2 separate regions of the Mus musculus genome follow, and region 1 is linked to region 2. The links are chromatin contacts, found by Hi-C or POLR2A ChIA-PET in ENCODE. All regions are on one chromosome and are shown on one strand. The core of a region is the stretch at or near the end of the contact, and the rest is flanking DNA. Distances in the headings are between cores, read along the strand shown. Region 1 overlaps Septin9 (septin 9). Region 2 overlaps Septin9 (septin 9).

What was found. A loop is a pair of places that touch in the nucleus more often than their neighbours do. ChIA-PET counts read pairs that join two places held with the same protein, here RNA polymerase II (POLR2A).
Region 1: a map of gastrocnemius shows a loop between it and region 2 (4-fold over the local background). The contact joins two enhancer-like sites. A Hi-C loop is called at or near these places in 33 of 37 maps with a recorded cell type or tissue (CH12.LX, CH12F3, ES-E14 and 13 more). POLR2A ChIA-PET finds 5 or more read pairs at or near these places in 4 of 5 experiments (Patski and embryonic stem cell).

The regions. Positions count from the first base shown.
Region 1 is chr11:117,352,973-117,358,965 of GRCm38, reverse strand. Septin9 (septin 9) reads right to left here. Exons shown (of 11, transcript NM_001113487.1): 6 at 5,741-5,878; 7 at 4,039-4,156; 8 at 2,536-2,631; 9 at 2,257-2,353. Among named protein-coding and RNA genes, the nearest start is that of Gm51932, 20 kb to the right of the region's middle. Within about 2 kb of position 4,643, at least 1 of the 3 ENCODE cell types and tissues checked has a DNase peak (open chromatin) inside an H3K27ac peak, as active enhancers do; it is gastrocnemius, where a contact is called at or near this core.
Region 2 is chr11:117,308,689-117,314,721 of GRCm38, reverse strand. The region is part of intron 2 of Septin9 (septin 9); the gene reads right to left. Among named protein-coding and RNA genes, the nearest start is that of Gm34065, 15 kb to the left of the region's middle. Within about 2 kb of position 3,133, at least 3 of the 3 ENCODE cell types and tissues checked have a DNase peak (open chromatin) inside an H3K27ac peak, as active enhancers do; they include gastrocnemius, where a contact is called at or near this core.

The sequences.
Region 1 (5,993 bases), core at 3,394-5,893, 43 kb before region 2:
AATGACTCAGTAGATAAGGGCATTTGCCGCCAAACCCAATGACTGCAGTTTGATTCCCAGAACCACACAGTAGAAGGTGAGAGCCAACTCTTGCAAGCTGTCGTCTTACTACTACATCCGTGTTTTGGCATGTGCGTGCCCTCTCCCTCCAATAAAGTAAATAAGTTAATAAATAAATGTAAGAGAAATTTAAACGGGAGATCAGCATGGCTTGGACCTTAAGGGCACAAAAGACCAAATGAGCCAAGGATGTATTCTGACTTTGTGACGCTTTTGAGGAACCAAGTAGCTTTCCATCCTCCAGGTAGTACTCTGGCCACCTTCCAAGGATGGAACAGACACTTCAGATGGTGCGTACCAAGGATTAGGAGTAGGCCCCATTGGATGGGACTTAGTAAGTTATGAACTCACAGGGTCCCTGATAGGAACTTGCACCAGGTTCACTTTACAAGGATGCTGGATGTGGGAACGACCACCAGGGGGCGTACCCAGAGGCTGCCTGGATCCTTAGCTGGGAACAGTAATCTAACCTGGCTAAATGAGTTCTCATTGAGTGCATGCAGTACCCAAGTTGGCCATCAGGGGCCAGAAGAGACACGTTAGTATCCAATGCCTCTCCTAGAGTCCCAGGGCTTTTACCCCAAACTTTACTCCTCCAAACCTTGCCTTGCATATTCCTGGAGAGGATTTAGAGGATGAGGAAGACATCAAAGATGGGAAGGAACGACTGAGGGGAACCAAGCTGAGGACAAGCTATTGAGAGAACAGCTTCAGAGAGGCCCCTAGAGTCACTTCTGGGGTCAACACCTGACATTGAGGGGAGTGCTACAGGAGGCCACGGGCACCAAAACCACCCAGAGACTGTCCCCAGGACACCCCACCTGGCAGACCCACAGGAGGGCACAGTAGGGGAAGGGAGGGGCTGGAAGACAGGCCCTCTTCAGCGGTCACCTCAGAAAGACCAGGCAACAATTCCAACTCCAGGGTCTCCAGTGCAAGGCTTCACGTGGCATGCCAGACCACCTCCCAGTATGGAGCCCTGGCTGTCCATTCATTCTGTTTTCTTACTCTGCTTTCCCTCCCTTGCTCTTTCTTCTTAGACAGTGTCTCCGGGAGCCCAGGCTGGCTCCGAGCTCACTGTAGGGTGGGTGAAAATGAAGGAGTCCCTGACCCTCCTGGCTCCACATCTCAAAGACTAAGATCATAGATCCCGCAGAAACAGCACAGAAACAGCAAACCTGGTTTCTGGGGGGCAGAGTGTGGAACTCATTTAATTCAAGGCAAGCACCTGACCAATGGTTACTAGCCCAGTGACTCAGTGGTTCTCCACCTACGGGTCACAACCCCAAGCATCCTGCGTGTCAGATGTTTACGATTTGTAACAGTTGCAAACTTACAACCCCAGGCATCCTGCTAGTGTCAGATGTTCACGATTTGTAACAGTTGCAAACTTACAGTTATGAAGTAGCAACGAGAATAATTTTATGGTTGGAGGTCACCACAGCATGAGGAACTGTGTTAAAGGAAGGTTGAGTTGGCACTGGACAAGGATGAGCGGGAGGGACCTGGGGAACTGAAAGGGTTAAATGGTAATCCACTATGGGGAGGGTGGTCCTGGCTGGAGGCCTCTATGCCCAGAGCCAGGAAGCACCAACCAGACCAGAGCCTTAGAGTAAACTGCTCCTCGGAGAGTTCCAGCAGCTGGGGTGTGGCACCTATGATCCCAGTGCTCCGGAGGCCAAGCAGGAGGACTTGAGTACCAGGTCATCCTGGGCTCCATCCTGTTTTGCCTAGACCTTAGGACAGAGGTCTAGCCTGCACCTATGAAGGGTGCAAGACTGGGGCCCTAGAGAACTGGGATTTCCCCCAAATCAAAGCCTCAACTCTCTGCTTCTCTGTGGGGCCTTTTGACCACACTGGTCACAAGGAACAAAGTGGGTTTTCATCTTCCAGGCAGCTCTGCCCTTCCCCATCCTCCGTTCCAAAGAGGGTGGAAGAGTAGAGAGAAGAGCCAAGAAAATCCCTGGACCCATCCCACCTGGGGTGCTGGACCCCAGGAAAGTTCAGAGCCCCAGCCCTCAGTGCGTGGGACAAAGTAACAAAAGTCTGGCAAAGTCATTAAATTCAGGGACCCTGGTGTACATGAGGTGCACACTACAGCCAGTGTCCTTACAAGAGACAGGGACCCACAGCGCAATGGGTGACGGCCCAGGCCCAACTACAGCTTCAACACTGCAGCAGCATAGCAGCCAATACCTTCGATAGTGCCCCACTTGGTCTTCCTTCCCAGAATCCTCTTGCCATTGACTTGATACTCATGGTCGCTGCCCACCACAGCAAATGGGATCATCTCCTGAAAGAGGGACGGAAGAGTTAGTCACAGTGATCGGCAGGGCCAGTGCCACCCTCGAACACCCTGTGTCTTGGGCCTGGAAAACTGCAGGCCTTGCCTTCAGAGGACCCAGAGTGGACAGACTGCCTCCCGTCTATCTGTCCACCGCCCCTGACCTCCCAGAGGCAGATTGACCCACTGACCCGGAACTTTTCGTTCACCAGCCGGTCTTCTGCGTCCTCATCAAACTCCTTCTGCGGGTACACGTCAATGCCGTTGGACAGCAGGTCTGCAGTGATCTGGGAGATACAGGGTGAATCAGGCTATCAGCCACTCAGGTGCCTGAGCCATGATCCCCTAACAAAGGCAGGCTCTGAGTGGGCCCACCCTGAGGATGTCTAATTTATTTAAAGATTCATTTTACATTTACTTTATATATACAAGTGTGTCACCTGCATGTGTACCACATGTATGCTAAGTGCCCATGGAGGCCAGAAGAGGGCACACTGAGTTCTCTTGGAGCTGGTTGTGAGCTGCCACGTGGGTGCTGCGAATTGAACCTGAGTGCTCTTAACCCCTGAGCCGTCTTTCCAGCCCCACTGCCACCACGTTTTGGAAACAAAGTCTGTAGCTCAGGCTAGCCCCAAACTGGCTACATAAACAAGAATGACCTCAAACTTGTGAACCTCCTGCCTCTACCTCCTAATCCTGGGAGGCGACAGTTATCATGCTCAGTTCCATGTGGTGCTGAGATCAAACCCTGAGCCCTCTCGATGGTAGGAGAGCACTCTACCGCCTGAGTTCCACCCCCGCCGAGGATCACCAGCTCTGAAGCCTTAGGCATCAAGAAGCACTCGCCTGTCCCGAGGGGCCCTGCAGCCATTGTCCTGAGTCTCCCTGCGCTTTCTGTGCAGCTCCCCCCTCCACTCCCCCCTAGAAAACAACTCAGGCTTGCTGCGCCCTCTTTCCGAAAACCCTCTCAGGATGAGCATGGTAGCCCAGGGTGTACCTGCCTGCTGAAACTCTCCCCAGCTTGACGACTTACTGACAGCCCACGTGGCTGTCAATATAGGGTGGCCCAGGGAATAGCTGACTGTCTTATCTGTTCAAGCAGATCCAGGCTCTCAAAACACCGGGGAGCATCCTGGTCTCTTCTCCAGCAGATGCATCCCTGACTACCCTCCCCTATGCATGCTGGGAAAATCCCCAACACACAGCTAGGGAAGGAAGCCCTGGTAGCCTCTGCAATTGGATTTGAGGCCTCTCTTACAACCCCAGGCTGGAGCTCTCAAGAGGCTCCAAAGTCACCTCACACAGAAGAGGCCCAGGGCTTACCCTACTGCAGACGCCTGCAGGTACAGCCCTATCACCCAGACAGCAGTGGCCCTGACCATGGCAGAGAAGGAGGAAGCCACTGAGGTGGACTGTCCCACTTAATAAAACTCAGGAATGCTGGGTCCAATGGCCCTGACACATTTGCATCTGCTTGATCTACTCCCTTCTGAACCCCACTGAGACGGCTGGATATGGGGAGCCCCACATCCACAAAGGCCAGGGGCTCCCCCAAGGCTGAACACATGCTGTGAAGAGCTGAATAGGCGCCTTTCCTATCATATATCCCAGGGCTGGACAGGCCCCTGTCAAGCCTGTCACTTGTCTGGGCAGTCCTGGAGGGGAAGGGGCTGGGTAGAGGCCATGAGTCCTACCCGCTGTTTGAAGTAGACCCTCTCCTCCAGGGTCAGCGTGTCAGCCTTGGCGATGACTGGGACAATGTTCACCACTTTGCTTAGGCGCTTCATGAATTCAATGTCCAGGGGCCTGAGCCTGAAACAGAACAGTGCAAAAGACTTTGTTTAGGGGTCCCAGTGGGGGCCATGTTGATGGAGGGGTAAGGTTGGGCCTTAGTAGGGTGAGCACTCTCCCCTCATGGAGCTGAGGGTGGGGAGCTGGTGTAAAGCTGGCTTTAAGCTCCCTCATCCACAAGATCTTCAGAGTCCAACTGGCCCTGGACACCGTCCACCCAGAGAGTGACTCGGCTCACAACACTGTCATGCCGTGGGGTTTTCAATGCCAGGGAAAAGGAGACACGAGGGACGGTATCCAGAAGCTCCAGGCCCTGGGACAGGCTGGCTGTTCCCAGGTCAGCCTGGCTGCAGAGACCCAGGGTCTGATCCAGGGATGGGGCAGAGGCTGGCAGACCCCAAGCCTGGGCACCATTTTCTCATTGGAATGGCATCTTCCCCATAGCAGTATCTTCAGGCCCAGACAGCCTGCAGGAAGTGAAGCTTCAGTCAGAAGCCAAGCAATGATGGCCAGAAGCCACTACTGTCCCCTGGGACTGAGCGGCTGGAGGAAGGGCCCTAGTCCAGAGGGTCACCACTGGGGAAGTGTCTGCCTCTGGCTCTCCCTGCTGAAGCCATGTCAGCCATGTCTCCTCTGTCAGCCTTGGCCTTGCCCGAGGCTGTGCTCGGAGCAGCTACAGAACCCCAAACAAGCCAGCCCCAGCTGAGGCCAATGGCATGCCGGGTTAGCCTGCACCCTGAATGCTCCCTTCTGCCCGCGTCCTCTCTAAGCCCGCCCTCCCAGGCCCCTATAACAGGCTAATTCCCAGAACTGGCTCTTGTGGACCCCACTGGAGACAGCCACTACTGGCAAGCTCAGACAACGATATTTGGGTTTTTCCAACCAGACCCCAGTGAGACTTTTGCCCTCTAGACAGGGTGCAAGATGAAAAGTCCCTTCAAAGCCCACGCTCTTACACCCAGGGATGAGCCAGGAACAGCCGGGAGTGTGCACACTCTAGCAGCACCAAATCTGTGACTCCTCAACTCTTCTAAACGAGCCACCTCCGGCTCCTGCTGCTCTGAGCCCAGGACTAGACATGCACCCTACACGGAGTCAGGACAAGCGACCAGGATATCCAGCAAGGAGAGGAACAACACGGATGTACTGGGAACAGATGAGACTCACAGGAAGCCAAGAACCCTGATCACTGAGACCACTGACAGTCTAGCTGCCCCGGGAGATTCCAAAGGGAGATTCTGAAAGGCACCTGGAATTCCGAAGCCTCCCAGGCCCTAAAAGCATCTTTGTCAAGGACGGGAAATGGGGGCAGGCACATGTACAGCCCGAGAGTCTCATTCCATCTGCAGAGACTGACTACCGGATTCTAGAACACCCCAGAGTCTGCCCTGTCCTCAGCTCTGTGCACAAAGGGAAGAAGGCAGAGTGGGCGTGGAACCGCCCAGTCTAGAGGTCATGGAGAACTTCTGTAGGCACAGACGCCCCATGACAGTTGCTGACACAGCTCTGACTCAGTGCCCCTGTCCCTGTGCCCAGACAGAATCCTGCTTGTATGGGAACTGGGGATTCCCACCATCAAGACAAAGGGCCCAGCATGGGACATACGAGTGGCCGGTGGCTGGGATGAAGTAGAGGCAGCAGTGGACACGGGTGTCGGGAATGCGCTTCTTCCGGTTGATGTTGACTTCCTCCTGCAGGTACTTCTCATATTGGTCATTGATGAACTTCATAATGGGCTGCCAGCTGCATGGAGAGCCGGGTTAGCCTGCACCCTGAATGCTCCCTCCTGCCCGCGTCCTCTCTAAGCCCGCCCTCCCAGGCCCCTATAACAGGCTAATTCCCAGAACTGGCTTGACAC
Region 2 (6,033 bases), core at 1,884-4,383:
TGCCTGGCTTCCTTCCATATGCCTTTGCTGCAAGACTTCTGGTGAGTCAAAGGTCCGATTCGGATCCTATGGCTGCCGTGCACCTGCTGTGTGACCATGGGCCGGGGACTCAGCCAATCTGGGCCTCCTAAGTTTCTAAGAGTGTTAGAGGAGACGGTGCAGACAGCTGGGCTCAATGACTGGCAAATGGGGCAGGGGGGAACAGGTAAGGCTAGGTCTGCAGCAGCCGTTGGTAGGACTGCCGTGATCCTGATAAGGCATGCAGACCAGATCGGATCAGAGTGCTCGGGTAGAAATATGGGTAGGTCCAGGTCACCAGACAGTGTGCTGTGTGGCCCAACAGACTCCATAGTAGAACCAGGACGGTGTAACTACAGAACAGGCATTGCCCAGATCTGAACAGTACGGGATTGCCAAATGGGGCAACTTAGTTACCTCTCCACCATCTTCCCCTCACCCCAGGCAGACAGTGCCTACCCACAGCACAAGCCTGCCCCCTGGCCTCAGAATCCTTAATACATGAAGGCTTGAGCCAGGGACGGGAGCCAACCCTGTGGCAGAAATACACTTGACTCATGAGTCTTGCAGGCACACTAGGAGGGTGAGGTAGGCACCTCCTATAGCTACAGCAAACGCACTCCGAGAACGGTTGGATGGCAGGTGTGGAGAGCGGGTTTGCTTTGGTTTTTGTTGTTTTGTTTTTGAGGTAGGGTGCCTCTGCCTCTGTGTAGTCCAGGCTAACCTCAAACTCACGATTCTCGTGCCTCAGTTTCCCAAGTACAGGGATCGCAGGCACGCACAACCAACGTTTGCCTCCTCTGTGGCTTCCAGAACAACCTCACCCTCCACCCTCAGAGTGGGGGCAGTAGGCCCACCCTGGCCCTCTCTCCTCTTCCTTCCCCCATCCTCTGGGACCAGGTCAACCCCTGAAGCATTTCCCATGGTTATCACCCCTGTTCATGGTTTAGGGGCTGCCGCTTCTGCCAGGATGCCCTCTCTGACTGCTTCTTCAGGCGTTCACAGCATCTCCACCATATTCCCCTAGTAGTCCAAGGGCATTCACACAGCATGAATGATGACAAGCCATTAGTCCCCGCACCCACAGCCAGGGCCAGAGAGAGGGCTCAGGGGGTGAAGCTGCTCGCAGCCAAGTCTGACAATTAGCAGGAGGGTCTGAGCCCCATTAGCTACCTCAGCCTTCTGCAGGTGCGCTATGGCACGCACGCTAAATAAAGTGTAAAAATAAAGTTCAAAAGGACTGGGCTGCCAGGTCCTCAACACTGCTTGCGGACAGCCTCCCAGGGCAGGGACTCCAGCTGTGTTGGCTGAAGAGAGGAAGGGCCCTCTGAGGCCACGGCCCTGAAGCTGGCAGCAGAGTGAAGCAGCCAGGAAAAGGAAGGATCCATCTCTCTCCAGCAAGGAGCAGGCACCACAAACACCCAGCTGTGAAGACAAGCCTTTGTGGACCAGGAGACACGCCAGGCACAGAGCGCAGGGCTGGCCGCTCAGCAGATGTGAGACCACTACCCGCTGCCAGGGGGCGCCCTTCACACAAATCACCTGGAGAGGCTAGCTCTCCTGGGGTGGCCAGACTGCAGGGGGCATCGTGGGATGAGGTCAGTCACCCATGGGAGGGGCTGGAGAACAGACTCAGGATCTATCTGGCAAATAACTTTAGGCCTCACAGAAGTGCAGGCCGGAAGCTTCTTCCTGCCACTGGGACACTCCTCAGCCTGTGCTGGGATGGACTGGAAGATGCAGGAGATGCCCGTGTAGATAGGGAGGGCTGGGCCTGAGCGGTGGCACATACAAGTCTCTCTCAAGCTGGCTGGTGACTGGGTACAGTGATGCTGAGCCACGAAAGCCGTGAGTGGGTCACGGTGACAGGCCTGGAGTCCAGACTGCATCACACAGACTTCCGGAGCTGCTGGCTTGTTTCCCACGCAGCTGGTTTTCCTGGGAGGCCGGTCCTGTAGACTCAGTCCCTGGCCAGCATGACCTCCCACAGCTGGGCCCTTCCTCCTGTGCTTGGTCACATGGTGCAGGCCAGAGGGGCTCCAGGGGAGGAAAGGCCACCAGGAAGAGTTTGCTGAGGGACTGGGCTGGGGGGCCGGGGAAGAGCTCGCTTTGGCCCAGGCATGGACAGGCAGAGACGGACGTTCATGGGTGGCTATTCAGTATCACTGGTCACCCAGCCCTTTCTGACAGTGGGAATCTAGGCTGGCTCCTATCCTGACGGACAATTCCCACTTCCTCCTGGGCACTGAGCCGACCCTAACATCAGCCCTCCCTCAGCACCAGGGCTCCAGAAGGACCCAGATTTCCGCTGGCCCGAGCTTTAGCAAACCAGTGCCTGGAACAGCTCCGAAAAGCACTTTGTTTGACTTGTTTATTTAGAAACAAGAGTCTCACGTAGCCCAGGCTGACCTCAAACTCACTCTGGAGTCAAGCATCAGCCTGAGTTTCTGTCCTCCTGCTTACACTTCCCCAATGCTCAGACTACGGGCGGGCGGGGACCACCGCACTCAGTTTATACAGCGCTGGGGTCTGAGCCCAAGGGTCTTTTGCATGGGAGCAAGCATTCTACCAACCAAACCACACTCAGCCAGAAAACTCGCTGGTACAAAGTGGTTTCCAGCAACACCTCTCACCAGACTCTTCCCAGAGGCTTAGGAGGGAGGAAGACGCCAGCAACCCATTTTATAGACACATCAACTGAGTCATACAGAGACTTCCCAAAGCTAAGTGCTACAGAGTCAGCAGAAAACACAGCAGGCAGAGGATAGCTCTGATCCTGTATCAGGGTCGAAGACAGCCCTGGGAATATGGGGCGGGGCACAGAAGAAGGTTCTAAACAAAGCAGGAGGCACAGAGGAGTGAAGATCACCAGTGCAGTAATTGGCCTCACAGCACAGCAGCATCTGCGTGTCCAATTGGCGAATCCAAGTAAGGCCAACGGTCCCCTGTATCTCTGCCTCCTGCCAGCTCTCCCGAGGGACCACAGAAGTGAGGCTCTCACTTTATGGAGTATCCAGAGACCCCTCCTGTTGGGCCAAGGAGGCTAAGCAGAGGCCACCACCCCCTCATGCACTACGGAAACCACAGGTCTCTTCCTTCACCTGCCAGCTGAGGCTCGGAGGCAAACACTCTAAGCTGTGTGGCCTGGAGCCAGTGGTTCCCTCTCTCTGCGCCTCCTCTTCAACACTAACCCAGCACTTGGAACATGTAAGAACGAACACAGCAAGGATCCAGAATTAATGAACTATTAATGCGGCCGGGAGTTAAGAGGACAGCCTCCAGAGCTGTCCCTAAAATGGAAACAAATCTCTCGACTCCAAGCAGGGCAGAATGGAGCCAAGGGCAGCCTCCCGGGCCAGCTTCTCCTGGGCTGAGCCGGGCTCGGGCCCTCAGCCACCCTCCTGATGATGTCATGCTGGCACCTGCTTCTACAACACATGTTTGGACTTTCCAGCTTGTTTGCCCCTCCCCACCGACCTTCCCCCACTCTTTCTTACTCATTCTTTCCCTTCATTGCTGTTCAAAAAAAAATCTCAGAGGCCAAATGTGTCAGCTGGCTCCCTGGAAGAGTGTCTGTAGCCAGGATGAAGGGCTATGAGTGGCAGGAGAGTCTTGAGATGCAGAGACTGGGAGAACCTTGAGATGGGTTACCGGAAACAGCCAGGGTCCACCTGGATGCTCACACAGCCTCCCCGACACCGGTCCTCTATTTAGGGGCTATAATTCCTCTGTGTGCGTGAGTGAAGGCCAGAGAGTAATCTGACAGTCTGATGTGTCATTCCTCAGAGCACCATCAGGTAGTTTGTTTTTAAAGACAAAGATTGGCGTGGGGTTCACCACGTAGGCTGGGCTGGCCAGCCATTGAATCCCAAGGACCTGCTTGTGTCTGCCTCCCCGCCACCAGCATGCTTGACTTTCTACTTGGGTTCGAGGCATGATTCTTAGGTCCTCATGCTTGCTATTGAGGAATCCCACCATGTGTTCACCAGCCTAGCACAGAGGCTGCGTGCTGGTGCAAGACCGTCCTCCCGAGTGGTCCCCAGATGGGAGGCAGGAGAGGGACGAGTGGCCTGTTCCTGCTAACAGCTTGTTGGACATGTAGAATAACCTTTATTCTGGTTTTCCACCTGGCACTGGGCCAGAGGATAAGGGGAGGCTGGGAGGTAAGCAGGGCCAGGAGACAGGAGACCTCAGGGCACTTTCTCTGCAGACAGAGGCATCCCTGGAAACTGTTGGACAAGAGCTTTCCCCAGGAGACTGCATGCCAGCACAGAATCCAAAGCCACACAGAGGAAGCCAGGAGGGCAGATGACATCCTTATACTGTGGGCTGCAGGCAGGTGGCTGAAGTTCTCTGAGCCTTGACTCCCTGATCTGGAAGATGACTGGGGTCAGAGGTCAGTGCCCCTTTCCCAGGTCCAGCTTCATGGGCCTCACCATCCTACCCATCAGTGCCAGGCCCTATGTCAGGACAGACATTTTCTAAACTCTCCAGGCCTCTTTCTCTCACCGCAGCTTGGCCCACCTCAACCCCTCCACCCACAGCTCTGAGGGTTGCTCAGGGCCAGAACCTAGAAATGAAAAGACAAGGCCAGGAGTTCCCCTCCCAGTCCCCTGGGCCACATCGGCTGGCTGACCTCCCAGGAAGCAGGACACAGGCTACTGTCCTGGCTGCCCTGTCTGGCTCCAGGACAGGCAGGGGATGGCTAGGTTCAGTCTGCTTCTGCATCTAGGCTCCTGGGGTGGCCACAGTGAGCCCTGGGCTGAGTCGCAGGTGGCCCAGGATTGCTGGGTGCTGTTTAAGCCAATGCACACCCATCTTAGAGCTCACTCCCAGGAAGACTAAAAGAAAAGCCCAGGGGCTTCATAGGATGCTAGACCTGAGCAGCTGGGCTGTGAAAAGGAAGAGGCCAGTCCCTGTAGACCAGACACCCTGCATCCTGCACCCAGGCGTGGTTTCAGGCGATCCCGTGGAGGAGGCCAGGGTATACGATCTCTTCCACACTGCGATCCTCCACCCCCTCCCCGCCCCTCCCCGGTCTCAACACTCAGCTCATTCCAACCAGAAAGTAGCCTATCCCGTCTCTGTAAGCATGATGAACCCTGAGTAAGCTGGCGAGAGCCTTCCAAAGTCTACCCTGAACAGGGGGACCCTGTGTGCTGGCATGTGCCCATCCCCCACCCCACACATGTGGCAAAGCAATCCAACAGAGCACACATAGGACAGTGCAGGGTCGCTCTGCTCACCAGGCAGCCAGGATGCCATCCCACCCAGCCTAGCAGCTCCGGCTTCATTCCCATAGCCACAACCCATACAGCTGCTCAGACCTCGGCCTACTCGGACCCTGGGACAGCAAGGGTAAAATGTCCCATCTGCTCACTGGCCCACACTGCCTCCCATGCATCTCCCTAGGCCAGCTCAGCAGCCAGGCTCTCCCAGCAGTCACTGGGCACGCGCTGGAAGCCCTCTGGGGCTCAACTGACAGATCTGGAAAACAGTCCACGGGACAGGAGGAGGGGCTCACAGAGTTAGGACATTAATTACCAACGTTTTCCACCCACCTGAGATAAGGGCTTGGGGACCTGGGAAGATCTGGAAAGCCACTCAATTCCTAACGTCTGAGGGACAGGGAAGCCCCTGGGACAGACGGTGTTCCACGAACAAGAGAAAGGGGAAGCAGGCTAGGTCTCTCAGGCAGGCAGGCAGAAAGGGATGACTCTGACAGACGTGTATGTATGTCCTAGGAGACACTCCTCCAACAGCACACTGGGCTGAGAGCCTCCAGAATTCCAGGGCAGGTATTCACCCACCAGTAGAACCCAGGGCACCCAAGGCTCAAAGGCACAGGGCTGGGAGCTGCCCCGAGGTCTCTACTGAGAATGTGATGAACCAAGGCCGGCGGAGCAGAAAAATCTCAAGAGTACATTTAATGAGCCAGGCCTTGATCAGGGCGAGGCAAACTTCCTGCTCCCCAGGGACCTCAGGGTGGGTGTTCAACTTCCCGCACGGTGGCCT